Linked DNA regions of Mus musculus: region 2 is linked to region 1. Evidence: chromatin loops called from intact Hi-C (ENCODE). Cell type or tissue: left cerebral cortex. All regions are shown on one strand. Each heading gives the region's core, and the rest is flanking DNA. Links, peaks and the distances in the headings are about the cores only.

The links. Peaks named below come from ENCODE experiments on the same cell type or tissue, not always from the same donor. Only the 100,000 strongest peaks of a DNase experiment are listed, where the experiment ranks them.
Region 2: it touches region 1 in a loop (2.3-fold over the local background); 6 of 42 quality-filtered maps call a loop at or near these places.

The regions. Positions count from the first base shown.
Region 1 is chr2:128,221,298-128,237,408 of GRCm38, forward strand. No RefSeq gene overlaps it. Among named protein-coding and RNA genes, the nearest start is that of Gm14009, 60 kb to the left of the region's middle. In left cerebral cortex, for the core only: no CTCF peak of the experiment used is centred there; a DNase peak (open chromatin) is centred at 8,551.
Region 2 is chr2:128,159,971-128,176,081 of GRCm38, forward strand. It overlaps Bcl2l11 (BCL2-like 11 (apoptosis facilitator)), which reads left to right. Exons shown (of 4, transcript NM_207680.2): 4 at 1-2,577. It overlaps Gm14009 (a long non-coding RNA gene), which reads left to right and starts at 9,766. Exons shown (of 3, transcript XR_866719.1): 1 at 9,766-9,930. In left cerebral cortex, for the core only: no CTCF peak of the experiment used is centred there; a DNase peak (open chromatin) is centred at 6,724.

The DNA of each region.
Region 1 (16,111 bases), core at 7,557-10,056:
TCAGGCATTATTTCTGGTTCCTTCTTTTGAGGTTAGCTCCCACCTGAAGTTACTGGAAATAGGCTGGCTATGAGCCTCAGACACAGTCAGGCATGCAGTGAATAGTGTCAGTGTTGTGGGGAAGAGTACTGACATGATATAGTGTTGACCCAAGAAGGCGACAGGGATGGACCTGGTAACATCTGAACATTTCTCCTCTGGTTGATCCCGCAGTCTAGAGCTCACTGCAATAGTCCCAACACCTATGTCTTCTGTATTGAGCATCGAGCTGGGGCTCAGTGACCATCCTAAGCCTTGAGTTCTTGGTGCATAGCTCTTTGAAGTACAGAAAGAATAGCTTCATAAGTTTTCTGGAAGCCTTAATGAGTGACACTTCCCTCCTGTAGCAGGGCTCCTGTGAGGGAATTCCAGACTGGTTAAGGTAGGTCCTATCTTTCTATCCATGCCGGGGACTAGAGTCGGTGCTAACCGTGAGGTTGCAGCCCTGCTGGAGCAGAGAATCCTTCTGAGGCTAAAACTGAAAGAACAGCAGAGACAGTGTGAAAGCCCCTTGTTGAACCACAGCCCTGGCCTGGTGTCATTTTTGAGAATACACTTCTCTATTCTGCGAATGGTTTACTGTTTTCTTTATGGTCCAGCTATTTGTGTGCCCTGAGAAATCACTAGCAACTGCTTTACCAAGAAATGAGCTAGCTCTTTGGGGACTGTGTTTATTGTGGTCTTCTTATCTGAAGGGAACTAGACTTTGAAGCTTCCAGGAAAAAAAAAACAAAAAAAACAAAACAAAACAAAACAGCATTCCTGATGGGCTTTGCGAACCAATGTGTCTTTTGATGACAAGTGGCTGAACACTCCAAGCAAACATACTAACTGTTAAAACCTTACTCTTGGAGCACAGCTCAAACCCTATTCTTAGCTTCTCATTTCTCCCCTTGGACCACAGCTGGGCTCTGAGGATGGAGACCCCATCCTGCATCTAAGATCTAGACAGTAGGGGGCAGAGAAGTAGAGAAATCTCTCCCTGGAAGGCTTTTAGCTAATATACTTATCTTTCAGGTCTGCCATTGGAGCTGGAACATGGGACCTCAAGTATAGAACATTCTCTTCTCCACTTCTGATGTTTAAAAGACTTCAAAGAGGTCCACATCCATACAGCATAGCATAGCATAGCATAGCATAGCATAGCATAGCATAGCATAGCATGTATGATGTGACATCATCAGCCCATCCACGTATTCTTTCCAGGTCTATTTGATGAAAGGGCTTCCATGTAATTGAGGATCAGTGTTTTAGAATGGTGGAACAAAGAAAGAACACTCTCAGATAGAACCCTGGCTCCATTAGCTGTGAAAGGTCCCTACCTACTTACCGCCTATGTTTCTTCATCTGTTAAATAGGTTGTTAAGAACACAGGTGACATGAAGGCATGCATGCTATGCATCAATGATGGTGCCCTGGTGATGGCCCTACTGTCATGACCACTGTCATCCCCAGTAAATATTAAAGATCTTTCAAAAATAACCCCTGGGCTAGAAATCAATTTCCAGCAATCCTTTCAAGCCCAAAGTAATACCATATCTAAATTTCTCTGATTCTAAGTTTGTTATCTAGAGAATTATGTGGTACACATTGTCAGCAAACACTGCAAATGATTCCTTGTGTGTGAATGCACTCGAGCATATGCCCCAGGCCTCCTGCAGAAAATGAAACCAAGTGTTTCCTGCATCCCTAGAGATTAAAGAAGGCAGAATAGAAGTTCTGGTCTCTTTTAAGGCTCCATCATCAGAGTAGACACGTGGTGACTCCCAAGACATTTCAGAGTTTGGAAAAACAGGCTGAGGGGCTGAAGAGATGGCTCAGTGGTTAAGCACGCTGCTCCTGCAGAGGGCCTGGGTTTGGTTCTCAGAAGTGTTACTGCCAACTGGAAGAACAATTGGTGGAGAGAAATCCCAAATAGATGACACAAACTTTGATAACAACAACCTTCAGAAACACCAGAGTCCAGACACAATGAAGAATGCACACATGTGGGCAAAACTCTCTTACACAAAAAAATAATTTTTAAAAAAATTAAGGACTTCAAGTTGAAAGGGAGTGGTGCCATCAAGAGCAGTGATGTTCTAGACAAACAAAGACTTTCTAAATTTAAATATATGTTATTAAAGAAGAAGAATATTATGGGGTATATGTGTAGTGCATATGAAAATTTTAACATAAAATTATTGGAGTAAATGGATCTATGGATCCTGAGGTTTTTTGTAATTTGCATAAAACAACACAATTATAACTTAGTGAAGTGTAAGACATACATCGTAGTCTCTATGTAATCAATAACCAGCTCAAAAAAGTTGGCTAAAAGGCTAACACATAAATTAAGAAGTGATTTTAAAATATGCTAAAATAATTTTCAAAGCAGGTAGAAAAGAAGGACCAGAGGAACAAACACTAGAGGCTAAGAACTCAGGTGAATAGTGAACCAGCTACCTCAGTAGAGCAAGCTACTTACTAGGCAAGGGAAGGGAAAACAAGACAGCAAAACTTCAGTCCAAAAGGAGATTGTACAGGTGGAGAAAGAAGAGTCTCTGTAAGATGTGTGACAGAAATGTTAAAAAGGAAGAGAGCGAGAGCGAGAGAGCGAGAGAGCGAGAGAGAGAGAGAGAGAGAGAGAGAGAGAGAGAGAATTAGGAAAACAGGAAGAAGGTTGCTGGTGGGGCTGTGGAGCTCTCAGATGGAGATGAGTTCCAGATGGAGTAGGGGCAGACATGTCATAAGCATCAGCTCATCCAGGAGAAGTGACAATCACTGGTTTGTAGGTACTGAGAAACTATCTTCAACATACACAAAGCAAAAAACAACACAACTCAAAAATCAGGAAATGGCACAATCCTGTTTTAAGATGTTCACACTGTTATTGATAGAAGGGCTAGGTCTCAAATCAGTGGTGGCATCTGCATTTGCATAAACTCGCCAATGTCTTGGCCCTGTTGGCATTTAGAGAGCATCTTGCTCTGTGGAGCTCTTGTCAAGAGGGTACTGTGTTACGTGAAATAGGTGAGAAGGACAAATGCAGGGGCCTATGAGCTGGCTCGGGAAGCAGGGGTGCTTGCCGCCAAGTCTGACAACCTGAGTTAGATCTCTGGAATCCACATGGTAGAAGAAAACAACTAACTCTTGACAGCTGACTTCTGACTTCCACATGCACACTGTGACACACACGTGTGCACAAATACAATTAGGTAAATGTAAAATGAAGAAAAACCATTAGTACATGTTCTCACTTATATAATATCTGAAATTGTTGATCTCACAAAAGCAGAAGACAGACTAGAGAAGACTTTGGGGAAGGGTGATGGTTAAGGGGCACAGTTGCTCATGAGTGATAACTCCTTGTGTTCTACAGCGTAGTAGGCTACACTTGGCTGTATGTTGCAAAAGGGCTCCTAGAGAGGGTTCTGAATGGTCATAACAAAGAAAAAGACGGAATGTTAGAGAAAATAAATATGCCAAATATCCTCATGTGAGCATTAAACATTTATATGAATTGAAATATTACTCTGCACCCCAAAATACGAGCAATTACTATGTATGAATTAAAAACAAAACCATATGTTTCCAGTTAAAAGATAAATTACACGTGAGTCCATAAAATAAGTCCCAATAAGTTGAAGAGGTAGTACTGGTGTATTGAATTTTTGTTGGGTACAGGGCATTAAACCAGAAGTCACTGATGGTGAGGTTTAGAGGCAGACAGGACTTCTAAGTAATCCTGAGCTAAAGCAGAAGCAGCAAGGAAAACGGACTTTTGATCAGAATGATCGTGGGAATAAAACATCAAGATGTTGAGCTGTGGTAAAAACAGTGTTAGGAAGGAGATTCATAATTTCATATACCAAAGAAGGTAGGTTTCAAGGCAGTGCTTCAATGGCCCTCTCTAAGACTCGGAACAAAAAGAAGGAAGGGAGGGAGGGAAGGCGAGAGGAAGTAAGGAGGAAGGAAACACTGAGTAGAAGAAAAAGAAATAATAAGAGTGGAACCAAATAACATAAAAACAGAGAATACAGAAAATTAACAAACAAAAGTGATTACGTGAGAAGATGGAGTAGCCAGATTAACGTGCAAACAGGTGTGTGATGTTGGCTGGCCAAGGACTGACAGATAACCAACAGAAAAGAGCCAAGAGCCAGGGACGACTTCACACTTACAGGGACATCTGCGTTTGTCCAAGAAGTCAAAACGATTTATGGGGAAGGAAAAGTCTTCTAAAAAAAAAAAATGGCGCTGCCTTCATTGGGTGTTTATTTGAAGACAAACAAGACACTTATCTTTCTCTCTCTCTCTCTCTCTCTTCCTCATTTGCAAAAATTAACTTGAAATGAACCACAGACCCAGGGACAAAAGCCATAACATATTTAGAGAAAAGCGTAAGAGAACATTTTCGTAGTTTGGGGTATAAGCAAATGTTGGGGGAGTCACAGGAAGAGCTAATCACCAAGGATGGCCGAGACATCTGTCTCCAACAAAGCCGAAAGCTTCTGCTGGTAAGGGATCTCAGCAAGAGAGCTGGAGAGACGACGTTCAGCCCTTTTAACAGCACTGGCTGCTTCCCACAGAACCCAGGTTTGGTTCCCAGAGCCCACATGGCAGCTTACAACAATCTGTCACTCCATTTCTAGGGCACCCAGTGCCCTCACCTGGCTACCTCAGGTTCTAGGCACAAACATGATATATGAACATACATACAGGCCAATACTCACACACTTTAAAAATAAATAACTACATCTTAAAAAGACATCAGTAAGCAAACAAACAAGCAAGCCACCGATTGGGAGAAAATATTCACAAATCTAAAAATGAACAGATATGCTGGGTATACCAAGAACTCTTTCAACTCACTAATGAAAGATAATCAATTCAACTAAAAATGGGTGAAAGAACCTGATAGGGTAGTGCACAATTATAAACCAAGAGAGAAGTGAGTTCAAGGTTGGCTTAAGACATGTGAGATTATATAAGGAAAGGACCCAGAGAGCTGTGGATACAATTCAGTGGTAATAGCACCTGCCCAGACTGTGCAAAGCCAAGGGTTCAACTTCAGCCTCATGCGAATATGTGAGCAATTAAATAAATAGGTAAATAGCTGGATGAGAGAATTTGTATACCACACACACACACACACACACACACACACACACACAAAAACAACAACAAAAAGACATGCAAATGACCACCAGGGACTGCAAAGACACTCACCAGTACTCACCAGGAAATAAAAATTAAAACCACAAATGAGATACCACAATACTCCTACCAAAAATTAACATCACCAGCATGACTAAATATTAGTAAGGATGTGGCAACTGCTAAGACAATCCATAAACCCTGCCCTGTGACCCAGAGTGGCCCTCCTAGGGATTTTCCCACATGAAATGAAAACATATGTTCACCAAAAGCCTCACCCACCCGCCACGCCAGCTCAACAACAGGACGGGTCGGAGTATTCTTTGACGCAGCAATAGGAATGAGTTCCCTAGCATTCCGCTACTGTAACCGGTGCCTTAGATGATCAACTTATAAAGAGAGAAGGATGGTTTTGACTCATGGTTTAGTGGTTACAGTCAGGAGTCAGGCAGATTCATTGCCTTTAGGTCTCTGGTGGGAGGGGCAGACGCAGTGATGGGCAGCAGGTGGCACAACCAAGTGGCCAGAAAGGAAAAGATAGAAAGAGGGGTGGACTGAGGTCACACTTCGTCCTTCAAGAGCACACCTTCTGTGACACTGAGACTAACAGGAAGCAAAACTTTGCCCCTGGAAGTTGCTACCATCTCCCAACAGTACCACAGTAGGACTCAACCCCTCATCCCCGACCGTAGTGCCCCACCCCTGACCCTCATCCCTTGACCCTACACCCCCACCCTCTCACCCCTACACCCCTGCCTAACCTTTGTGGGGATGCGATTAAGACTGAAGGATACAAGGATGACTGCTCAATGGGTTTGGGTCATCGTTATGAACATGCTAGGAGATTTCAGAAGCCAGTGCCCATGTACAAGGGTTCAAGTTTCAGCATAGCTTTTTCCTGACCCTGTCAGTAGCTACTGTGGAAGAATGACTCTGTCAGGGATGGCAGTCTTTTCCATTGGTGTGTCTTTCTCTAGCTACTTGAGGCCATGCTCAAAGGCTTGTATCCTCTGCTCTCTCTCTGAGCTATGTCAAACTCAAGACGCTTTTCACGATGTTCTTCCAACTCCTTGTGGGAGGAAACAAACCTTCCCAGAAGGCCTGAAGGGGCTCAGGAACCCCAGGGAAGACTCCTTCCAAGGTCCTGTGGTTGGCACACAGGAAGAGGTTTCATGAGGGGCCATGCGGGATCAGCACAGGCAGGATGAGGAATCCCAGTAGGTGTTCTCCACAAAACATCATCTGCTCATCCCTTGCCTTCTTTCATGACATCATCTGGACCAGCTTGGATGAAGCAGCAGAGAAGAGGTGGGGTATGACAGGCTGAGAGTAGGTTTCCTAGTAACACCATGCTCTGTTATATACCAATATGACAGAGGCATACACACTAAAATGTATAGCAGAACAGGACCAACAAAGGCACAAGATAACAAACAAGCTGAAGAAGCAAGAGGACTTTTGTTCAGATACTTAGCATACATGTAAAAAACTAAGGTTGTTTCCAGGCAGACTCGAGAACCTCACAGGCTCCATCTTGTCTCTGACCTCTAAGCCCTGTCATATGCTCTGTTCAAGATAACCAAAAAAGAGTCTATTTCTCCAAAACTTTTAGGGGAAGCAAAAGACTTTACAGACGGCATATGGACACCAAGGGTAATGCCACATGCTCCAAAGGGGTGGGGGAGGGACCTCTCACTGAATATTTTTCTCCTTTTCAAATGTATTTCTCCTCTGAGATCCTTTCCACCTTTCCTCCGGAGTCTCCATTCCCATTAAGTTCTGGCTTTCTGTTCTGTGTTCTACAGAACCCTTCTCTGTCTACACACAGCCTGGGTGTCTAGCCCTAGCTTCTACTTGAACTGAAGTATGTCACTGGAAACATTGGACCTGTGAAGCAGGGTTGGTGGTCCTACAAGAGTCTCATAAAGTCCTCACTGAAACTTCACCTCCATCATCTTCACTACCATCTTCATCATCATCACAGCGGAATGCCACCATTACCCGACCTCTCCCATTAGCATCATCCTCATCACTGCCACCAGCACCGTAATCATCATCACCGCCATCAACATCCTTACCAATTCCACCACCAGCACTATCCATGTTTTGGGGGGAGGGTGGGTGGGTGGCTCATCATATATAAGAAAAAGTACTCAGAACTTATTATTGCAGTCTCTTGGGAGACAGAAGTAGACCTACTTGCATTTCATGGAGGAGGACATTAGATATCTGAGAAATGCTCCTCCTTTGGAGGAGTTCAGTACACTGGGATTCTCTGGCCTCAGCCAGGCCCTTGCTACAGCTGCCAGGCTGTCGGTTTCTTTCCTTGGTGATGGTTGTCCCAGATCCTCATCAGACTCTAATCCAAGGCCAGATGGCCTTTGTACTTTCTACCAAACAGTCCATGGGCCTCTGTTGCAAGCACTCATCCTGCTTCACCCTCTCACTATACAGCCAACCTTTCTTGAGCAGCAGCTGTTCCAAGGATGCTTTTGTACACAACCGTATCACTTCACTCAGGCCATTCATCTTACTGGTGAAGTCTGTCCCTGTGGCCTTAAAAACCCCATAACTCTGATTCTGTTCCTTTCCACAACTCCTACCCAGGCTGTGAGATGTGCTTGGGTGTTTCCTTGTGGGAAGAGCAGGCTGCCTGCTAGGCCCATATAATACTGGCAACTCATAGCGTCTAGGTTTAGAGGGACTGTCACTGGAAATGGCTGGAGACGCCACTGAGAACCGTTCAGAGTGTACATCCTGCTAACTTCATAATTAAAGGACAAGACATCTGGGAACCCTTCATGTGGTGTACCAACATCAAGAAAAGCATCAAGAGTTTGTAGAAGAGAGGCGGACTCACTAAGGCTACCTTGTCAGGGTTTTTGTAATGTGGCTTTCCTAGCAGACAAAGCAAAGGCTGAGACTGTTATGTGAGGTTTTGGGATGAGCAAGACGGCAGGCTTACTCTAAAGTGTGCACCAGGCAACCGTAGTACTTGGACTTGACTAACTCCGATGAGCTGTGCTATCCCTGTGCTAGACTAGCATCACACATTCCAGGCTCCACAAAGCCCACAGAGAGTGTTGCTGAACAGTGTCATCAGGTGTGTGTTCTGCCTCCAAAGCAGACCAGTAGATCTCTTTATCTGATTAATTAAATAATGATGCTGTACACATCTGTGCACACATTTCTGTGTGGACGTGTTTTGAATTCTCTTCGGTATCCCAACAGGAAGGGAATACTGGGTGCCATGGCATGGTGACTCAAATGTGTAACACACAGACACAATGTCTAATGATTTTCCAAAGTAAACTAATTTGACATTCCTCCTAGCAGTGTGCTAAGAGATATTATTTCTATACGTCTTCACCGACACTTGCTATTATTGTCTGTCTTTTTATTTTAATCATCCTTGTGGGCGTGAGGCAGCATTTCGCTTGTGGTTTTGATGAGCATTTATCTGATGAGTAAGAATGTGGTATTGGCTATTTGAATATCTGCTGTAGAGGAACTTCTATCTGGGTGTCTCATTCATTTTTGAAGTTTCAGAGTTATTAAGTTGTAATACTTTTTAAAAATATTCTAGATAGCTGGTCTGTGAGTATTTTTCTATGTACAGATTACACAGAATTGGTGCATAATTCTTTTTATTCCTGGATTCCACGATTCCTGCACCTCCCCTTTCTCCCCTCCCCCAGGATAATACTTGCCTCCTAGAATGACTAAGAAAGTGTTCCCACGTAAGCTACATTTTGAAAGAGTGTCTTAAGGGTTTGTGTTAATTATTCTTTTAAAACCTTTGTATAATTTGCCACTGAAATCATCTAGTTTGGGGTTTTTCCTGTGGTAATTTTTTTTTAGGGGGAAAAGAAGGGTTAAGGCTGGGTCTTGTATAACCCAGGCTCACCTCAAGTTCACCAGGCTGTGGCTGACCTTGAACTCCTGATCCTCCTGCCTCAGCCTTCACATTGCTCAGACCTCAGGTATAGAATTCTGTGCCCTGCTTGGAATTGTTGGTTGATAAAAGTTCTAATTTAATCTCTTCACTTTTTGTTGCACACCCGTATTTTCCGGAGTTAGTTTTGTTAGTCTAAGTCTTTCTCGAAACAATTCCACTTCCTCCATGCTACCGGCATGTTAGCGGAGACGAGGTTATAGTATTTCTTCATGGTTATTTCTTTTTGAAAGCCTGAGATTGTTCTTGCTTCCATCGTTTCAGTAAAGAGATTGCTCTTTTTCTCCCTAGTTAGTGCAGCCAAGTAAGCTACATTTTGAAAGCTTTGTGTTCTTGTCTGGCTTTCAGGTTTTTTTTTCCTATCCTCTTTTATTCGTTTCTACTCTGATCTTTATCATTTTTTTCTTCTGCTTGCTTTAGTTAGATTTTTTTCTCTTTTTCTTTTCCAGTTCCTTAGGATGGAAGATGAATTATTGATTTTTAAGCTCCTTTTGTTGTTGTTGTTGTTTTAATGTCCATGTTCATGAACATTGATATGCAAGCAATGCTTTTGCTATGTCTTGTAGTTCCGTCTTGTGGTCCTTTCATTTATCATAAACCATGCTCAAACTTTCCTGCATGATCTCTCAGAGTGCTTTTACATTTCAGTTCTGGGAAAGTCTCTGTTTACTTTCTATGTGATTTCTTCACTCACACCACTGTGGCTGATGACATCAGTCCTTTCGATCTCTGGGGACCATTTTCATGGCCTCACATATGCCTATCCTGGAGCCTCTTGTGCAAAGATGACTTTGGTGTGCAGTGGAACTTTCTTATGGGTGTCCGCTAGGTCATTTGGTTGAGAGTGTTGTCTACACGTTGTCTAAGTATTCCATTTCACCAATGTTCTGCATGCAATCTGTTCTGTTGTCAAACATTGGGATGTTACAGGGTCCAGTTATTGCTTTTGGATGATGATTTCTGTTTCTGGTGACTTTCACCTTAGTGTTTTGGGGCTCTGTGTGAGGTGTACAGTTTCACAGCTGGTTTGGCTTCTTCATGGACTGACCCACGGTGATTCTCGTTCTGAATTGTTCTCTTTTTTGTCTCTGATAACACTTTTGTCTAACAGTAGTGTAGCCACCTTCCTCTTTTTGTTTTTGTTTTCATGGTAGACCTGAAATTTTCTACTTTACTTTCAACCTAATTGCACCCTTTGTGGCTGCTATCATAGTTTTCGTACATTCTTTCTTTTTAACTCTTTTCATTGAAAATTTAAGACATTTAAGTTTACTGTAACTATTCACAGGGTAGAATTTACATCTGCTATTTTGACATTTCTTTTTATACATCTTAAGCTTTTTGTCCTTCTATTCCCCCTTGTTGCATGTTTTGTATTAAATAGTCATTTTTAATATTCCATTTTGAATGCTTAGCATATATTGTGCTAATTTTCAAATTATTATCTTAGCAGTTTCCTTGAAGAATTTCAATTAATATCTGTGGCAGTTAGTATTAGATGTCAACTGGCCAAATTAAAGGATATCTGCATATCCGGCCAGGCACTATTCTGAATGTGTGTGAGACTGTCCACAGAGAAGACTGGCATTGCATCAGTGAACTGTGTCAAAGTCACCTTCAGTTCGTGGGAATGTACACTATCCAACACTATCCAACTAGCAGAGGAACCATATGGAACTGAAGGTATCTCTCTTTCTCTGTCCTCTGGAACTCAGGCCTTTGGACGCTGGGACTTGTACTAGGTGCCTCTCCCACTTCCTGGCACTTAGCCTTGGGTGAGTGGTGTGCCCTCAGCTTCCACATTTCTGAAGCCTTCAGATTTGGAGTTGTGCGTTGCCCCACCACTTCTCCAAACAAGCTGACTGAGAGACTTCTCAGCCTCTCCAACCTCTCAGCCCAGCTCTTCTGATAAAGCCCCCACTGAATTCCTACTTGAGTCAATTTAGAGGCCATCTAATAATTAGATGGAGGTTTTCTTAAGGTTCTAGAACAAATGAACTGCTGAGTTGCTTCTGAGATCTGGGGCATGTGAGGAGCTCTGGGGTCTTTTTTGAGCATGCACACTGCTCTGTTGATACCCAGGGCTTTTCTTCCTTGTGCTCACAGATTTCTATATTCCCCAGACGATACATGCCGGAGTTCTCAGGGCTTCGTGGCCTTTAGATCCTGCCTGCTAGCCTTTAGATTAAGCATATGCTTAGTTTATTATTGCTCCAACTGTCATCCTCTGCCTCCACCATCTATGACGTCCAACAATTCCCACTGAGTGTTTTTAACAAATGCCCTACAGGAAACAGCTTTTAGCCCCGAGGAAATTTTGTTAGATTAAATAAAGACAGGCTTGCAAGTGGTGCTTTCGGAGAGCCGTCAGGCCTAGTTTCTCCTAGGGACTTTTGACTTTGCAAGGCTCAGACAGAACCAGAGAGAGAGAGAGAGAGAGAGAGAGAGAGAGAGAGAGAGAGAGAGAGAGAGAGAGAGAGAGAGAGAGAGCAACAAAGCAAGTTGTGTGCTAGAAAGCTCACTACTTTTAGTGAAATCCTGTCATTCTATCTAAATTGTTGCTGGCTGGCTGGAAGCCTTTGGCCAATCTCTGGAGTTCTCGAAAGGTTGAAACTAGTTGTCTTAGTTATCTTTCTCATCATTTTGTAGAAAAAAGGTTTTTCATGATCTCTACCACACCATTTTTGCAAATGCCGCTGAGTTTCCTCCTCTTTTCCAACATGCCATATATAAAACTAAAAGGACACCAGGAAGGAACACATCAAAACCCTCTCAACAAGATGGTCCCTGCAAACAGGTAGGTTTAACTAGCCAGTCAAATGCCACCACCACCCTGCCCCGCCCCGCCTTCCTTGGCCACTTCCACCATGCATTTGCTGTAACCTCCTACATTCATGACCGCTCACCAAACCCTGCAAGTTGTTAGTTATCAAATCTAAACAAGTTGTAAATTGCTCTAAGGATCTAATATGGGGGAATTCAGCAGACACTCAAAAAGCTTATGAATGGGCGCTCTTTAGAGGGACTGGCTCCTGGCCCTGAGAAGTCGTGGAATTTTCCGCTGTAGTGTTGCTGCCTCAGGAGTGGGGATGGGATACAGCGGGGGCACTGTGTGCTGAGGAGGACTTCGGGTTCACCTTTAACTCCCTGCTCACATGTCACAATTACTCTGTTTCTTTGATGCACACATGCTTTGCCGATCTACAAAGCACGGCTCCAGGGCAGCCTCAGGGCTCATCTCCCACTCTCCTCCTGAAGGTCTCCTTCCCGCCCCTGCCATCGGTCCCTTCTTTGAGAAAAATCTAGCCTGCCAGAAGACTTGCATTGATAAATTATTAACTGATTCCGCTGCACATCAACTTTAACCGATTCATGTGGTCTCTAACTCCTGGAAGTATTTTTATAGAACTAAATCAAAGCTTCGAAAGTGACCAAGGTGACCAGGCCTCTTATCTTATCTCCAAAGGAAGAAACATAGCAGTTGTGTGCCAGATACTTAGAGTTAAAGACACATTTTCTGCTGGTGTTGCCTTTTGTTTTCTGTTTTGTTTGAGGCATGTGTGTGCATGTGTCTGTGTGTGCTCCTGTTTGTGTGTGCATGTACATGTGTGTGTGTGGTGCATTTACTTTGTTTTATTTTTGAGCCTGTGTAGCTCAGATGACCTTAAACGTGCTGCAAAGCACAAATTGGCCAAACACTGGCCAACTTCCTGTCTTAGCCTCCCAAGTGCTAGGCTATCAGGTGTGCATTGCCTATGCCTAGTCATACTGACATTTCAAATATAGCATTCCAAGCACATGTCGGCTTCCGCATAACACATCTCTCTATCTGTATCACAACTGCATTTATCCTGCACTGCATTATCTTGAAACAAATTTCAGTTTTTGGATAGTTAAAATAAAGGACTGTTTCCTAATAACTCAGTTAATGAATAATTGGAACATCAGAAGTTGTGCAGAACAGAAGTCTATATTTGAGAAACTTGACCTATTTATACATCTCGAAATATTGTCACAATTAAAAAAATAAACACCAAAAAATAAATAAATAAACACCAGGCTAGATGTGAACTCTGGGCTGGATGTGATGGTGTGTGCTTTTAATCTCAGCCTTGGCTGGTGGATCTCTATGAATTCAAGGCCAGCCTGGGCTACATAGTAAGTTCCAAGATAGCCAAAGCTACATGGTGAGACCTTGCCACAAAAATCAAGTAAAATAAAGTAAACGTACCAATCACCCCAAGTTCCCTTGTGCCTGGTTACCACAGCCTGTTCTCTGGCTGTAAGCTAACTATGCTTTTCTGTAACTAAAGACAGAACTTGCATACTCCACTTTAACTCATCGTAATTATCTCTGAGGTTTAGTCACGCCACCCTGCTTTCCATAATGGCTTCTGTGTGACCAAGTGGCAATTTGCTAATCCATCCATTGGCTGGGTTGCGTTCGGGTGGTTTTGAGCTCTTGATAGTACAACCTAAGCAATTGTGGGCACTTGAGTACAATTCCGTGTAAGATGTGATTTCATTTCATTGACGGGATGGAAATAGCTAAGCTTAGAAGACAAAGGCACTTGCTAGATATCTTTTAAGCTCTTAAAATTCACTCTCATTTATTTAGTGTGTGTACAGGGTGCCACACATGCCTTTGGAAGGGAGGGAATAACTTCTCAGGTTGATTCTGTCCTTCTACTGTGTGGGGCCTGGAGACAGATCTCAGGTTGACAGGCCTGGTAGCAGGCACCTCCAGCTACGGAGCCATCTAGCTGGCTTTAATTTTTTAAAGGTGACAAAATGCTCTTTAAAGTGATCACACCAATTTCCATTCCCAGCAGCTGGGAATGGGAATCCCCGCAGCTAACAGATTTTTGCAGATCTCCTCATTCTCGTGCAGTGGAGCTGTGTCGTGATTGTTACAGCAGTTGCCTAGTGACTAACAACGGTAGGTCTTCTTCCATATGCTTTTTCGCCGGCTCAAGACACTCTTCAGGGAGATGTCTATTCTGTTTGTTTTCTTTCCATTAGTTCTGGGTACCAGCCCTTGGTTGTAGACGATGCTTTGTAAATATTTTCTCTCATCTCTGAGGCTTTCTTTTCCATTCTCCTAGGCATCTTTTGTTGTAATGAAGCCCACCAGTCCGGGGTTATTTCCAGCATGGATGTGCATTTTTATATGTGTGCAGGTTCATGTGTGGGTAGGTGCATGTGTTTGTGCAGATGCATGTACATGTGCGTGGTCATGCATGTAGAGGGCAGAGGTCAACCGTGAGTGGTATTCCTCGGTCATGGTTTACCTTGATTTTTGGGAGAGAGTAGGTCTTATTGGGACCTGGGCTTACTGACGGGGAGGGTGGCCAGCCATCGAGAGCCAGGGATCCACCTGTGCCAGGCTTCTGAGTCGTGGGATTATCAGCACATGCCTCCATTCACAGATTTCTTTTTTTAAAACCCAAGTGCAGGGATTGAACTCATGTTCTCAGGCTTGCACAGCAAACAGGTTACCAACTGAACCATCTCCCCACACCAAGAGGTTTTCTTTAACCATTTAAGTGTTAGCTATTAAAAAAAATTAACAATGCAGTGCCAAACTCAAGGTCACTAAAATTTTCTTTTATATTTTCTCTAGGAGTCTTAGATTTTGGCTCTTTTCATTTATACCCACGATCTGTTTTGCATTCATTTTTCTCCCATGGTATAAAGTAAGGACTGAGGGCTTGCCAGTTTGTTAACTGAAGCTGTCCAGCTTCCTCCAGCATCAGCTGTTGAAGACTATTTTCTACACCAGATTTTCTTGAAAACTTTGTCAAAAAGAAATTGACTGGGGGCTAGAGAGATGGATCAGTGGTTAAGAGCACTAAATGCTTTTCCAGAGGCCCTGAGTTCAATTCCCAGAAACCACATGGTGGCTCACAACAATCTGTAATGGGACCCAATGCCCTCTTCTGGTGTGTCTGAGGAGAGCAACAGTTTACTCATATAAATAAAATAAATAAATACTTGAGAGAAAGAAAGAAAGAAAGAAAGAAAGAAAGAAAGAAAGAAAGAAAGAAAGAAAGAAAGAAAGAAAGAAAGAAAGAAAGTGACCATGAAAATGTAGGGCTGTCAATTTTCAGCCTTTCATTTACACACACACACACACACACACACACACACACACACACACACACAATTAAAGGAAACAATAGAGCTTTTTAATTAGCTTTAGATAAGCAATGCAGGCCTTAAGAAGTTCCCAGCCTTCCTCCAAATCTCTCTCCCCCATCCTGGGGACCTTGCCCACTTAGGCAGTGGGAGGATTGAGACCTTCTTCACCTTGACAACAATGAGAAGCCATCCTGTGAATCTGGCTTAAGGAATGAGTCAGAAAGGGTGGCTTGAGTCACCTAGCAGGCCCAGTTATGCTAATTCCTTGGAGAGACCTAGAGATATTAAAAAGGGCACTGAGATGCATGGAGAAGTTTGAATCTTTGATTCCACACAGAGACTATAAGAGTGGAGTGGGCAGTGATTTATGTGAACCAAGTCACAATTCAAACCTGAAAGATCCCCTTTCATGCCCATCTCTCCATTGAAAACATAACCCTGTATCATGGCGGGATGGAGGAGGAGGGGATGTATTCGATTTGTGCTGAGGACAAATTTTGAAAGGCTTCTTACAGAGTACAACTGGGAGGCCATGACTGCCTTGTGGGGCTGGTAACCAGTGGGATAAAGGGGGTGCTAAATCCAAAGAGTCAGCTTCAGGAAGACCATTGGGGACCATTAGCATGCTGCAGGGTGAGGAAAGACACCCAAGAGGTCAGAGAATGGTCCAGTCTGCAAGGGCTTGGGTCAGGGAGGTCGTGGTAAGCTCAATGGAAGCCAGCCTCAATGTCCAGTTGGAAAATGTCCACAGAGGGAGGATGCTCCAAAGAAGTCACTAGAGCAATGATTGAGGTTACAGATGTCTATGTTTAGCTGACACTTGGGAGACTCTGGTAT
Region 2 (16,111 bases), core at 5,481-7,980, 63 kb before region 1:
GTTTCCTCGCAAGTCAGCAGTGCCAACGACTGTTTGCTTTTGGCCTGTAGAAAGCCAGTGGTTTTTCTTATGTTATGAAGTAGAGAAATCCGTTTGTTCATACTTTCCTCTGTGTGTGTGTGCATGTGTGTGTGTGTGTGCATATGCGTGGTTGTGTGTGTTTATATGTATATGTATATTACCTATAAGCTTCCTTCTAGATTGAGATCATCTGATTCCAAATATCCTTATACATTTCCCAGCTTCGTTAGATTTGGTGTGGTTTGAAAGCTGTTTTGGCATTCTCCTCCTTTCCTGATGTATTGAGCCTGCTCATGGTTCCCATGAGGCCCTGTGGTTATTATAAGTTGGTGTTAAAACTGCAACCATGGCTCTCACACACACACACACACACACACACACACACCAAAGACATACTTGGTCCTGGGCCATGCCCCCCTCCTAGGACCTCCATTCTCATGTGCCAGTCTCCCCGACTGGAGCACTTTACTGTCTCAGCCCCATGGCTCTGTGGCAGTGCCTGAGCAGGTGCAGAAGCTCCAGAGCCAGGTCCCAGTGACATGTGTGGCCCCCAACGCATGCTTACCTCCAGCCTGGGGCTGGCCGCTGAAGCAGCTCATAGGGAAATAAGAGATTCTATGAATTGTAGAAGTATTCAAGAACAGGATGCGGCACCCAGAACGTAAACATGACTGGATGTCCCTGTACTGTATCTGTTTGTTAGAGTGCAAACGTCGCCTGCAGACAGACAGTGCCCCTGCTTACTGTGGGTAGGCCTTTGTACTTAAATATATTCTCTCTCGTTTTTGGTAGGACAGAAACTAGATCTCCCTCCCCCTCGTGTGTGTGTGTGTGTGTGTGTGTGTGTGTGTGTGTGTGTGTGTGTGTGTAAACATAATGCGGGTTTTGTGCCTTGACAACCTCCCCATGTGAGGTTTGTAAATAGTGTCCTGTGACTTCACCTCAAGTTGTAATAAACATACAAAATGGTGTCCTGAGTGATTCTTCAAATTTCTTTTCCAGAAAAGAATTGATGAATTGGGGGAAGGGGCAGGGGTCTGAAAAATCAGTTTAAAGTCTCTCTATTAAAGTATGTAATGGGTAATGTCTGCTTCTCCTATTTCCTTCCAGTGTTGTATATATTTTGACTATTTATTAGATTAGAAAGTCATGTTTCACTCGTCAACTGAGCCAAATGTCTCTGTGCAATTGTGTTCCCTTTACCTTTCTTTGTAAAATATTGTACAGCATAAATGAGTAAAAAAAAAAAAATCACTGTTTTTCCAAACTTCTCATAATTAAGGATTTGTAAATACCATAGGTTCTTCTTCTGTGTAATGTGCCCTACTGTTTCATAATGCTGTAACTTGTAGAGATGTTGTATATTTATTTTCCGCTTATTTAAATGTCTTAAGTTCTTGAAAGTGTTGACATCCCTATCCCTGACAGCCCTGCCATGCCATGAATTGCTTCAGCTCCTGATAAAGGAGGGGTAGTGGCTGGTTCTCTTCCCACAAGGCGGCTTCTGCTTTGGCTTCTGGCATTCAGTGCTTGGGTTCTGCCGCCTTTCTGATGAAATGAGTGTTTTGCTGCCGGTGAGATACCCTAAGATGCTAGCCTGGAAGATTGGACTCTAAGAAAATACCCATCAAACCCATTTTTGAAGCAGCTGGCTTCTGAGAAAAATCAGACTCACCAGTAAGTTGGCCACATCTTTAGAGAAGTATTAGCAGCAGATGGGGAAGAATTTTTTTTTCCTTAAATTGAAAGAGTATCTTTGACAACTCAGTGTTGAGAGAAATATTATCCTGCTGCCTCTTGAGGTACTGCTGAATGGCTGTCCTGGGTAAGAGAAGGGCTGGTGGGACCTGTTTCTAGAGCATTTGCCAAGGCCACTTGTGTCACCAGGACACTCGCTGGCTACCGTCCCCACCTGCTGTGTGCTTCCTAGTTTGAGGTCTGTGGACTGAACTTACCTATACCATTCGGCTCCCTTCCCGTTCACTGCTTTAGGCCAGCCCACTCCTGCTTCCCTCTACAGAGGTTCTGGCACCCACGTCAAGATGGCTCACTGAAGCTCTAGAGCCATGTGACTTCATGGAAATGGTTTTGTCTTCCTGCTGATTCAGCCTGGTGCCTGTGTGTGTCCATCCGCTCAGCACGTCTGCATGCGGGTCCTGTCCACACGTGTCGCTAAATCGGCGGGGAATTGCCTCTCAAACAGCGTTGCACAAAGCACCCTCAAGTTCCCAGCAAAGTACTTGATCTCTTTCAAATGTGTGTTATTGTCTAGGTTCTGTGACCACTGGTTTCTGTACCCAGACCTGTCAGGTATCCTTTAGTGAACAGCACTGATCTCTGTATAGTCCCCATCACTAATGTCAGAACCCAGCGTATGTAGCATTTGTATTGCAGTTTCCCTGGCTTCCTTTACGTTTTGCACTGATGAATTTTGACAGGGTAATTGCCACTGTACCTGTGCAATACTGCTGTAAATAACTGCAGATTTTTTTAAGAAACTCAATCTTTTATGTTCTTAATGAATTTTATATAAATAAAACTTGCGACTAGCTTTCATGAACTGTTCGATGTGTGTTCTTATAATTGGCCGACAACTGAGGGTGCATGTAGATACACCCCCTCCCTGATTTCAGTCAGAACACATTGACTTCATGGAGAGTTTGTAACTCCTTGCTTGGTAATGAGTGTGTAGTATATATGGTTAGAAGCTAACCATGATGGACAGTTTTGAAGCAATGACAAAGCATCCCGCCCACAGAATCCGCCGTGACTCAGAACTTGGGTGGAAAGGTGTTGGGAGGTAGAGAGGTCGGGAGAGGACTGTTCTCTGGTCAGCTTACAGGAGGACTGCTCATCTCTGGGTGTAGACTAAGTTAAAAGTGGCGAGCCCCTGAGACACTGTTGAGGGGAACAAGCTGTAAGGGTCACATGAATGATTTGGCTGTTGGGATCTGAAACAGTTTTAAACCAGGCATGTATTCACACTGTTAATTAATTAGGGGCTTTGTAAAACTCAACAACTTGTTGCAAAGGAGTTGTTTGGGCTGCCACCCCCAGTCCTCATCTGGGTAGACACCTACATTTTTCCAGAGTCCTTTTCTTGCCATGTGGGTGCACACATGCCCACCTAGGCGTTTTTGCATAAATGCTCTAACTACATCCTTTACCTAGCAACAGGTCATAGATCTTTCTAAAATGGTTCCGCTTCACCCTGGCTACTGCATCTGACACTGAGACAATACTCTGGCCTGGCTCGCCGACAGCTGCCACCAGAATGCTCACTCACCTTCTGAGGAAGCTCTGTTATTGGCATGCTCGCACTTGCCTGGCGTGGGAGGAGACACTGGCCCTCCTGATTTAAATGAGACCTGTTCACAGCTCCCATGACACCGGGCCCTATTGGCACTGTCATGTTGTTTGAAGACAGTGGGCTTATTTTTAGCAACTTGTTTCACATTTTCCTATCAATGATCAACTTGTTATGCATAATGATCCTTCAGCCTGTTGCTTCTTTTCTTCTTACATTCTATTGTGAAAATGTTCACGTACATGAGAAAGTCCACTGTACTCAGCAGCATCCACACGACTTCCTGGCTCTTACGCTGAATGTTATTCTACGACAACGACATGCCAGCATCTACTGAGAGGTTGGGTTTTTTTTTTTTTTTTGCATATTTCAAAGTTAGAGTCACCAGTAAACTCCTTCCTAAATTCAACATACTTGCCATTCGTTGTTTTTTTTTTTAATTATCATTAAAGATAATTTTTACATACAATAAAGCACAGATTTGGGGCTGAGGAGTTGGTAGAACGGTTAAGAGTGCTTCCTGTTCTTGCAGAGGACCCAGATTTGTTCCCCAGCACCCATGGCCAGTGGATTACAATCATCTATAAATCTATTTACAAGGGATCAATGCCCTTTTCTGGCCTCAGATCTCCTCCCCACAGAAACATATATGTAAACATGAATAAAAATAAACATTAAGAAAAAAATATGTATTCAGCATGCGTTTGTTAAGGTTCAACTGAGGGAACAACTGTCACCCATGGACCGACACTTGAGAAAGTTCCTTCCCAGGCCATGCTGTCCTCCCCAACCCACCCCTGCTGCCCCGAGGAGAGGCCTCTGCTGGTTTTTTCCACTGTAAGTTACTTCTGCCTACTTCCCACCTTCATATGAGTGGAATAGTCCGTGTCTGGTTCCTTTCGGTCAAGGCAAGTTCCAGAGTTGTGTTACAAGGCCTAGCGATCAGTAGTTGTCTAATGGACACCTGAACCTTTTGACCTTTGGAAATGACAATGAGCAAAAGTTTCTGTGACTTTTCATACAAAGTGTCAGTTACCAACCAAGAAGCCAGATTTCAGTCTCTCACGTTGATTTCTGTGTTTTGTCCCTGCTTGTGACAATCTCTTTATGTCAAGGTTTTAAATATACTTTATTCACATAACCCCACAGTTTGCTTTTTCTTCTTAACCCACCTAGAGTTGCTTTTTAGTGACACACAGTATGACTGTTTCTACACCCCATACATTGTCTGCCTATCCTGGAGTGGCCTCTCACATGGTGTTCTGTTTCTCTACTCTTCTCTCTCCTCTCTCCCTCCAACCTTTTTATTCATGTTATTAGTTTTTTGTTTTCCGTGTTCTTCCCCACCACCACCACTACCCACACCTTCTGTTCTGTGTTTGAGTCTACATTAACTCAGGAGCAAGTTGCCATTTCACCTATATGGTTCCCACTGCTTTTGTCTGCATTTCTTTAGATGTAGTTCCCTACCCAGTTTCCAAGTCTGGAATCAACGTAGCTGAATGTGAGGGTCATGAAAATTTGACAACAGTAAAAGGTTTCTGGATGCTCAATGGTCAAAAATGAATTCGAAATGAGACACATGAGGAATCAGGGGTACCCTGGCCCCGCTCAGCTTTGTTGGGTCTTGCGATTTTCCTGCAGCCTTGGATTGCACATCAGTATGTCATGCTCCACTGAGTCAAAGTCAGTCCCACCTGAGCAAATGCTACCTCAGCTCATATCCAACAGTCCTGCCAGCTATGGATGGAACTCTTACTGCACTTGGTAATTTTGCTTGTCATGGCTTTATCACAAAAAATAAAGTTTAATATATTTTTTTAACCTTCATTCCTTAACATGAAGCTATTGCGAGTGTATCATTGGAAAGGATCCTGTTAGAATGTTTGGTTGGAAAAATGGCCATTCACGCTCTCTTTTCATGGCACCTCTTAGGCTGTCAGCCATGTGAAGATGGAGTTTCGCAGTTGTCAGAAGCCCACTGAAGTAGGCGATGAATGCAGACATTGTACTTTCTATGAGAAGCCCATGGCCACAGAAGTATCTGCTGGCCGATGCTCTGGGTGGAGAGTGGAAGGGTAATGTGGTTGGGATCTGTGATGGGAGCAACAAACAAGGTTTCCCCAGGATGCAGGGTGTCCTAACCCGGGCAGAGTGTGCCTGCTGTTGGGTAAAGGGCATTCTTGTTCTAGACCAAGGGAAACTGGAGATAGGAAACACAAGTCTGTTCTGGGATGCACTGTGAATGCCAATCAGTGTGCTCAGCTTGGTTATTATTTAAAAAAAAAAAAAAAAAAAAAAAAGAGGAGGAGGAGGAAGAACTCCTGGACTGACAGACACTACTATGCCTCTGCACTTGACCCAAAAGAGCTTGCAGAATCTGAAAGTTTTTGAGTCTAAGAAGACGATGCCTGCCGATATGTTGTTAGAAAGCCTTAAAAATAAGAAGGTCAGAAGCCCGGGACCAAAGCACCCAAAAGATTCAGTCTCGTGTTACTTCCTGTGTCCTGCAGCACACACACTGACATGTTGCTCTGAAGAAACAACACACTGAGAGAAGTGATAGGGAAGGCTGCAGAACATGCTAAAGCAGTAACAAATAAATAACCAGACATTGAAAAAGCAGAGGCGGGGGGTGGGGGGGCGGGAATCGCTGTTTGTGTTGCTGACTTGAGTCCCACACCATGTGCGTGCCTACACACATGCGCAAGTGAATTTTGGCCTAGGATTGGGGCAGAATTTCCAACAATTTCTAAAATGGCCCTAAATAAACTTCTGCCATTTTGTACTATGTATTTATTCAAGGCAGTATCCTCAGTGGAGCACTGATGATTGTAAAATCAAAATATCCGTCAACTGAAAAATACCGAAGATGTTCTGTAACCTGCAGGATTGGCTCTTGAGCCGTGGTTTAATTCCTGGTGCAAAATCAAAGGAGCACTTCTCTTAGGAGCATTTTTTTGTTTTTGTTTTTAATAGCCAGGCTGTGGTGGCCCTCAGAAGGCAGAGGCGGGTGGATCTCTGAATTTGAGCCTAACCTAGTCTACAGAGAGAGTTCCAGGACAGCCAGAGAAACCATGTCTCAAAAAAAGACAAATAAAAAACTTAAATGCATCAAAGGTTGTTTTACGTTTCTATGATTTATTGCCAATAAATGATTTGTGCATGTATATTATATACTTGTACACCCTGGGTTGTGTAAATGTTTCTCCGACATCAAATGATCACAAATGGAAAAGATTTAAGGAGCGTTGGCTGATTCCATACACTTGGATTTTCTTCCTTTAACACCTCCAAGTGTCTTGGCTTATTTGAAGGGTGGGATATGCATCGTCTGGCATCCAGCCCCATACAGCTCTCTTTATGTGCCTGGTACCCAGTGTGGCTTCTGCCTGTGAACGTCTCCCCTGCCCACGGTGCAGCTGAGGACAGGCTCAGAGCCAATTCAACGCTCTTTCCCAGCACTTTGCATCTGGGACAAGTACAGTCTGGAGGACAGCAACCAAAAGGCTGCCAGAGGCCTGCTGCCCCCTACTTGGCTAAGATGCTCCGCTACACCGCCATCAGCAACAGTTTCCTCTTGGTCTGTGGGGCAGGTGCCCGCCCCTCCAGCGAGTTCTCTTTGTGCTCAATTAGCTGAAGTTGGCCTCTGTTGTTGGCAACTGAACTGCTGACTCATTCCTACCTGTCAGGAAGGCTGAATAAAAGGGTTGCAAGAAGTTCTCTACAAACAGTATGAATTCAGAGGGTGTGGGGGCAACAAGCTGAGGGTAAAAATGCCCTGTGGGGCAAGACCAACCAGGACAGAGCTGCTAGGAGTTGCAAGGTATGACAAGGGTGTCTAATCTCTGGTTAACTTACACTTGGCCTTTGTCTCCTGCCAACTCTTTTCTGAAGCAAGCCTGAAATTCTCATTCGTATCGCCACGGCGAAGCTGTTTCAACTGTCACAGGCCGCTGCTCTCCCACACCTTATCACTTCATTACAGGTCCTGCTGAAAGAGCCTGGGAAGCTAGGTTTCCATAACTGCTTGGCTTCACCTCCTAATAGCAAGCTTGGGGTGAATTAACTCTTCTAATAACCTCTTTCTCATGTCTAAAGAGCAAACTTGGGTCAGTGGCTTTGGAAAGTACACTAAAAAGCTGGAGAGACAGCTCAGGAAGTAAAGGTGCTTGCTGTCAAGACTGATGACCCGAATTCAAGCCATGGTAGAAGGAGAGGACTCCACAAGTTGTCCTCTGACCTCCATATATACACCATGACATGCATGCAAGCAATCACACACACACATACACTGCAATAATTTTAAAATATATTAGACATCAATTTTAAAAACTAATTTAGATGGCCATTTTCCTTAAACAATTATTTAAGTTTTAAGGCCCTATCACGTGTCTAGCACAGAAAAGAATGGTAAGGGTTTAAAACTAGGACATGCCAGGAAGGGTGAGGAAGGACCACAGGAAAAGTCAAAGGTGGGATTTCCAGGTGGGAGGCTGCTTTCTGAGTATGGTTGGTCTAAGGCTCTATGGGGTGTCTTTCCTCTTCCATCCTGGGCCCCCAGAGCTTGCTATAACGACCCCCATAATGGCCTCCAATCTTTGGATACCTCTTACCTGTGAGACAAGCCTCGAAGCATCTTATTTTCACCTCAGAATGAACAGTCCTTTCACGTAACTACCACCAGATAGGCAGACTGAGTTACACAGTCTAGGCCCTGTCACAGAGGTCCCTGAGCTGGTCCATGGCAGAGCCAGGATGAACCGAGGCGCGTGGCCCTGCCTGAGCACGCACGTGTGGTCACTTCCCTTTCTTTTCTGGTGCAATAGAGCTGGACCGGGAGGATGAGGCAGCCAGGGTCGGCCTCCAGCCCGGTGCCTGAAGAAAGCCTTCTGTAGAGTAGTTCCAGCCATTATGGGGACTTCTAAGTCTGGAGTTTGATACAAACTCATCCTGAGGGAACCCATCTGTGGGTTTAAGTGTCACCAAGAGTGCTTCAGCCGCACCTAAGCGGCTCACCTTGCAGACTTCCTGTTCGATCCTTCCTGTCTACTCTCTACATTTCCTGTTTAGTTCTGTACTTTCTAATACTGATCTTCCCACCTAGTCTGAAGTCCTGCCGACTTTCAGCTTGTCCCAATAATTCTGTCTGTAGGAAGGTGTGGTTCGGCTGATTCAACACAGGCTTTCCACCATCGAGAATAACTTCCCACGTAACTTGTTCTATTTAAAGTCATTAAAGAGCCAGGCATGGTGGCGCACGCCTTTAATCCCAGCACTTGGGAGGCAGAGGCAGGCAGATTTCTGAGTTCGAGGCCAGCCTGGTCTACAAAGTGAGTTTCAGGACAGCCAAGGCTACACAGAGAAACCCTGTCTCGAAAAACCTAAATAAATAAATAAATAAAAAGTCATTGAAGGCATCAGAATGCCAGGGTAATGGAGAAACAGGTTCAGAAGAACCTGGATATGGTCTTCCCAGGTAAGGTGGGGGAAGTCTTATTTCCAATTCAATGGGAACCAAATCCATCTTTTATGTCTGCTCTTCCAAATGCTTTTGCTTTAGACCTAGAACAGAGAAGTATTTGGAACCCAGAGATTCCCCAGGACGCAGCATCTCTACAGCACCTGGCAGACAGGCTTGGAGCACTGAGGCCACAGCCCTGGTTGACAGAGTGGTCCCTTTTTTGCTTGTCTTACATGTCCCTGAATCCTGAAGGAGAGTGAATTGGGCATGGTGGGAGGCTAACGTGTCCTACTCAAGTGTGAACGTGAAGAGCCTCACAGCCGGATGTGAACACCCCCAGGGATTCCAACAGGCCATGCCCAGCCACTGCTGCTCATCGGGAGACATGCACTGTCCAGTTTTCTTGTCTGTACAGAAAATGAGTTATGGTCCGAGTGGGTATAGTGCAGGGTCCAGGTTTGGCTCGCTCAAGAGCTTTGAAACTTGGTTCTCCAGACAAGGGTTCATCTCCACAGCAAAGGCAGAACCTTCCCGATGTGGGTGAGAACAGCTCATCCTGCCTGCCCATGACCTGGTTCACCCCAAGCTGACAGTCCCATTGGAGATAATACTTTCATCCTGGGTTTTCCAGGATGCCAGGGCTGCCCAAGGCCCTTGTGACAGAAGAGGGGTCAGTTTAGCCCCTAGTAGATTCCAATAAGTTGCTTTTTTGGTGTCTCTCAACCCTGACCTCATGTCAATGTTTCCTTCTTCCTGCTAAGAAGCCTGACGCCCAAAGCCTGAGATGTAGGAGCTCTGTCAGATCTTCTTTAAAAGTAAGCCAATTCTATTGCCTTCAGATCTGGGGACTATCCAAAGGAAAGCATGAACCAAGGTCATTGAGTGACCTTTTGAAAAGGACATTGGAGTGGGGGTGGGGTGGGCAGAAGTTTGTTTTTCCTCTGTCAGTTCCTGCCAAGTATTGATTCCGTCTAGGTGAAGGTGAAAGGGTTCTCTTGTCTCTAATCCAGACATCTGAAAAGACTTCTGTTTAATCGTGCATCTATTCATCCTACAAATGTTGGTTGAGTGCCTATCACCTGGCAGGCGCACACTAATTCAAGCACCCAGGAATCACTACGGACAAGACGCTTGCACGGTAGGAGCTTATCTTCAGTAGGTTGTAAGACAACAAACAGGTGAACGAGTGAACTCTCTCTCCAGCGTCTGGTGAATGTGTGAAAAAGCAAGCAAGGCCCAGTGTGGTGGCACGGCTCTGCAGAGGGGTTTCAGCCAGCACAGCCTGTCCTCCATGACCCCAGAATGAGCAAGAAGCAGCCAGAGGAGTGTAGTCCAAACCGACAGATTATAGACATGGTAATCGGGGGCAAGCAGAAGGCAAGCTGGTACGGCTGGAACAAACGGGAAATGGTGCAGGCATAGGCGTGAGAAGCAGACTGGCTGAAGGCCAGGAGAACGTGTCCAAAACTGAGTTAGCTCCGACTTTGGTGGGTAGGGGAAGGCTTTTGTCAAAGAGTCCCAGCAGCGGCAAGGGATTGTTTAGGGAGATCCCTTCCAACTCCAGATTACACGAGAATGAGCTTCCGTATGACTGAAAGCCAGCCATGACCTAGGGTGTTCTGCTGCTTATTAACAGGACATATGGGAGACAAATGGTAAAGACATACAAATAAAAAAGTCTGATAATATCGATGTATCATTCAGAGACTGTTAGTGCTGGGGGTTGAATGTGTCTCCCAGAAGTTGAGGTGTTGGAAACTTCCCTGAGTCATATGATGCTGTATTTTGTACTGGAGCCTTTGTGGGGGGCGGGGGGGGGTAGGATTATGTGGGTCACATGGGTAGTAAATACATTGATTACTTTTCTATACTATGATAAATACCATGACCAAAAGCAACTTGTAGAAGACTTTGTGTATGGCTTGCAGTCCCAGAGAAGAGTGGGGGGATGCTTGGGGTCGAGTGGCTGGAGCAGATCACGTCTTCAACCACAAATAGGAAACAGAGAGAGCTCACTGGAAATGGGGTAAGGCTAGACACCCTCAAAACCTGTCCCCTCCTCTTGTGACATACTTCCTCCAGTAAGGCTCCACCTCCTGAAGGTTCCACAACCTTCCTTAACAGCACCACCAAACAAGAACCAAGTGCTCATATACCGGAACCTATGGGAGCCATTTCTCATTCAAACCACCACAGGGGAAGACTCATATAACTTCATTAATAACTTTGTAGCATGAACCCCTAGCTAGCATGCTTATTCTGTGTCAACATGTGATTTCTACCAAGTTATGATTCAGGAAGAACACTCTAGCCAGATCTTAGGCACATATGGTACCAAGCTCTTGAACTTCCCAGTCTATAGAACCACCAGCCAAATAAACTCTTCTTTGTAAACTACCCAGCCTTGGGTGTTTTGTTACAGCAACAGAAAATAAGCCAATGAGATCTTTATTTTTAGACGTGCATTTAAGTATTTAGAGATGAGGAAACACCATATCTCAAATGTTCAAGGGGGGGAAATGTGCTTACAGGTGTCTCAGGAGTGGGTTGGTGTTTGGTGTGAGGGAGGACAAAGGAAAAAGGAAATATAACCAAGTGGTATAATGATACCTGAGGGGTCTGAGTGAAGGCTCTGAGTACAAATCTTCTCCACTTGTTTTGCACTTTTCTCTGAAATACTCAAGGATAAAAAGCAAAACCCTGCCAATTTACTTCAAAGGAAAAATGTGGGGAGTGTAGACTGAAGCTTTATGTATTTAGGCATGCATTACAGTGAGACACTCTCATAAACCAAATGCCCCAAAACAGAAACTTATATGTGTGTGTTCCAGTCCACATTGGTGCACACATGTATATGCACGTGTATGGAGGCCAGAGGCCAATATCAGGTGTCTTCCTCAGTCACTCCCCACCTCATTTTAGAGTCTCTTGTACATCATTGCTCTAATTCAGCTGGACTTGCTGGCTAGCAAGTCTCTGAAATCTTCACATCTCTACCTCCCCTGGGCTGGGCTCGCTTGTATATACTGCTGTATGGATATACTGGCTTCTTATGTGGTTGCTAGGGAACCCAGACTCAGATCCTCACATTTGTATGGTAAGCATTTGACTGACTGAGCAACACCCCCCAACACACCCCCCCGAGAAGATTTGCTGTTGCTGTTATTGTTATTGTTGTTATCACAGACAGTTGCTGTTATTGTTGTTGTTGTTGTTATCATAGACAGATGATGGACCCAATGGTCAATCTTCACCCCCATATGGAGCAGCTGTTACACACAGGCCAGATGGTAAAAAAATGGGGCATCCTCCAGCCCAGGGGTTTTTGTTTGTTTCTTTTGATATATAAAATACCAGGGGTAGGAGCCCATCTCTCCAAATCTCCCAGAGGCTCTACTATGAAAGTGACTGCAAGGTGTGTCTGGTCCCCATAGCCTCTGGATCAGAGAGCTTCCCCCAAATTCTCATGGATGACTCTAGAATCTGGGGAGCACTCCAGCGCTGTAGTTGGATCAAATGAAAACACGCAGGGTAAACATACTGAAGGACAGGTGCTTGCTGTTTGTTTAAATTGGTTGTAGTTGCAAAATGTTCAATTCTCATCTCTACTTCCCTCTGCCAATTTGCCCTGGCCCAGGCACTCATGATGCCTGCCAAAGGCAGGGTGAGTGGGAGGAGAGAGTAGGCTGGAGGGCCCAGGGCCAAGGCCATGGAGGGAGCAGGTGAGGCAGCTCCAATCTGCGTGCCCAGGGAGAGCCCAGTCATCAGGTGAGTCAGAGCCTGCTGTTGACAAACCTAAAGGGCCAGGTGAGGTCAGAGAGAAGGAGGAGCCGTGAGTGTGCCCTGGGAGGCAGAAGAGATGGACTTTCACGGCTAACCCGTATCAGTGATAGCATGGACCACTGTGGGCTTGATATCCCGCTCAGTGGGGTTTGATGCCTCAGAGGATCTTGGCACAAGGCAGGCATCATCGCCTCCTTAGGAACAAAGCCTGGAGGATGTGCAGAAGGTTCTAAGACTCCCTTGCAGCTATGCAGAGAAAGAGGAAAGTGGTCCTTTGCACTGAGGTCCAACCCACCAACACTGGCCCCAGTAGTAGAAAAACTCTTTAAGAAGGGGATTTCCAGCTATCAGTATCTCAAAGGCTCATCCAGAGATGGCTTTTTGTGACAGCTAACTATTCCAGACCAGACTTTCTCCTACCCACCCATGTGGGGCTGGGCTCAGCCCAGGTGCCCCTCAGGCCATTTAGATTGCCCCAGGCTGATCTCCTGTTGACTTGTAGGTACATGTACCTTGCTAGTTATATTTGAAGTTGTCCTCTGGGCTGAGGCTCAGCCCTCTGACTTGGTAGGACCTGAGGGGACCAGTTGAGTTGTAGGTACTTGTAGCACCATCTGCTAGGGGACTGGGAGGCATTTCCATGCCTGGTTAGGACTCTGAGGTAAATCTTCCTCATGTAAGCCGGATCCCCTCTTGGCCTCTTGACCTTCACCTTTTTGTAAAAAAAAAAAAAAAAAAAAAGTGCATGGCCAGTAGGATCCCCAGGACATAAAGGTGCTGTGCCTATCCCAAGGACCTGAGATCAATGGGGAAAGGAGAAAACCGACTCTCACAAGTGGTTCTCCGACTGCCACATCTGTGCCTGCTATGGAATGCTTGCACGTGTGTACACACAACGAAATGTAACCATTTTGTTTTTAAGGAGAACACTGGGCCCATTCAAATGAACAGCCTCTGGGCCCTGCCACCACTGTGTGTCCTCTGAAGTCCCTGTGAGAGTCTCTCCTCAGAATTCCACAGAGGCAGGATTTGATGTGGGGACTCCCCAGAAAGACGGGTTGGTAATCGTTCACACACAACCTCTCCTTTCAGACAGGTCGCTATCAGAACCTGGTGGCCACTGTAAAGCAGCAGTGTCCATGTGTCATCCGAAAATGACACTTGGGCAAAATAAATCCCAGTAAGCAGGGCTCTTTCCTGGAACACGCCACAGACTGCTTCTCAGAATGCCCAGTTCACTCCTACGGGTGCCCTTGCTCTCTCAGGGAACCTCCTCCCAGACAGCCAGAGGAGGATTCATTTTCCAGCCTTCCCTGACCACCACTCAGTGCTACCTTCAAACTGCATCCTCTGGCCTGCAGGCCTTCTGCACACGGTGAGCTTGCAGTGACTGGGGACTGTCAAGGAGGATCAGGCCCAGGGTTCTAGTGCTCTGGGAGACTGGGGCTGTGTGAGCCCCACTCTTTGTATCTCCAGTACTTTTGAGGACAGCAGAATTCTTCGTTCAGGGAAAGACCATGGCTGCTCCATCACAGACACGATGAGCAAACACAACATTGGAAGGGAAAGAGAGCGTCCTTCCCAGTTCCCTCCAGGCCTCTAGTACTATTCTTGGTGGGACTGTCTGCTGCGGGGCCTTTCTCAGCACAGCCCTGGGCAATGGGATAGAGAAGCACTGAGACCCATGTTTCTTTGAACTCTCTTTCACAGGAAATTTGGCTTCAAATTCTTGTACACCAGAAGGCCAAGGCAGCCTTGGGACAGGCACACTATGTCTCTTATCTGATGATGTCTGGACAGAGGCCTCTGGAAGCTCTTCTCGGAGCATCAAAAAGAGGCAGCTGGTGACCTCATGGGTCACGACTTTATTCCCTCCACTTGATTTCAAAACATGGGACTGACCTTCCTAGTTCCTGTCGGGGCTTTTAAGTTCAGACATGCAGACAGACAGACAGACAGACAGACGAGATGTGAGGGAGTACACTTGTTGCTCCTGTGACTAAAATCCCACAGGAGCTCAATGGTGCTGATTATTTATGGACCAGGGAAAGAAAGTGGGGGCCTGAAGCTGGGGAGATCTTGTTATCAGCTGAGCACAGCCATACTGACAAACCCCCTTTCCCAAAAGCAAAAATTCCTGAGAGGCAGGTGTGAAACCTAAAGGACTTTGTCCCCCTGAGTCATGATGTCAATGTGTGTAAACACCACCTCCGTGACAAAGTAATGCAGCAGCCAGGGACAATGCCGCGCTTCCTATTGGACTGCGCCTGTTTCTCTCTCTGTCCACAAAATACTACTTTCAAAGTCCACAAGTCAACGTTATAGAGCCAAGGGAGGAAATGACAACAGTCCTAAGCACAGTCTTGTTTTGTGTAATTTATGTTGTTTTGTCTGACTTTGAAGAACTGTAGGTTTATATAAAGTAAGCTAAATGTTTTCTTTCTGAAAACATCAAATGAAACTCCACATTCAAAGAGTGAAGAGTTCTTTGTCCGTGTTCCTAAGCGCTGAGAGCTTTCCTTAATGTGTGTTCTGTGACTGCAAGCTCTTCTCCTGAAGCCCAACACAGTTTTCTGTTGAAAAGTAGCCAGGATGGGAGCAAGCCTGGCCCAACAAGTGTCCTGAATGTTCGAGCTCCTTTTGTCATTGTAATGGGAGAGACACTCAGGAAGAGGGCCAGGACAGACTGAAGCTGTCCTGATCCAGCATCTGAGACAGAAAAGGCACAGACCTTCGTTGAGTATTGATTGATTGAATAGCCTCCAGATAACTTCTACCCACCTGCTGCTGCTGTCTGTGGGGCAGTTCTAATGACTGAATTCAGCTATTAGGGAGGCTGGGACAGTCCCCACCTCTGATGGCTGGGTCCAGCCTCTTCTGGGTTCATTTGGGGCCTTGGGTTGGGCTGAGACCAGGAGACAGCACTCCTCAATCTGTTGTGTGGTCCTCACAGATACCCAGTCTGGCAATGATGTACTAGCCATTTTCCTGACCTTATCACATATGACATCCGTCTGACCTATATTTCTCATATATGTATGCACGGACCTATGCTAGCTCCCACCTCCGGCCACAAGTGACAATGGACCTTTAGGAATCTCTGTGTACCATACACCTGAGGAAGTGCACGAGGGAAGGAGGAAAGCCACGTACCCAAGCAGCGCATGCCTGCAGAAGCCAGCGATAGAGGCTGCAAGGATACTGTGTTGTTGCTTGGCTTACAAAATACCAGAGAACAGCAACTAAAGTGAAGATGATTTAGCTTAGTTGGGCTCAGTTTGAGTCAATCATGGGACAGTCCCAGGGCCCGGGTGTGACACAATTGGTTCCATCACATCTGGAGAAGCAGTGCTAAATGAATACCGAAAGCCAGTTACATTTACTTATTTACTTATTTATATTCTTTTTATTCAGTTCAGGTCCCCCCAGGCCATGGGATGGTGCTGCCAATACTCAGGGTGGCTTTTTCTTCCTCAGCTTCTGGAACACCCTTACGAACAAGCTCAGGGGTGTATCTCTTGTGTGATTCTAAATCC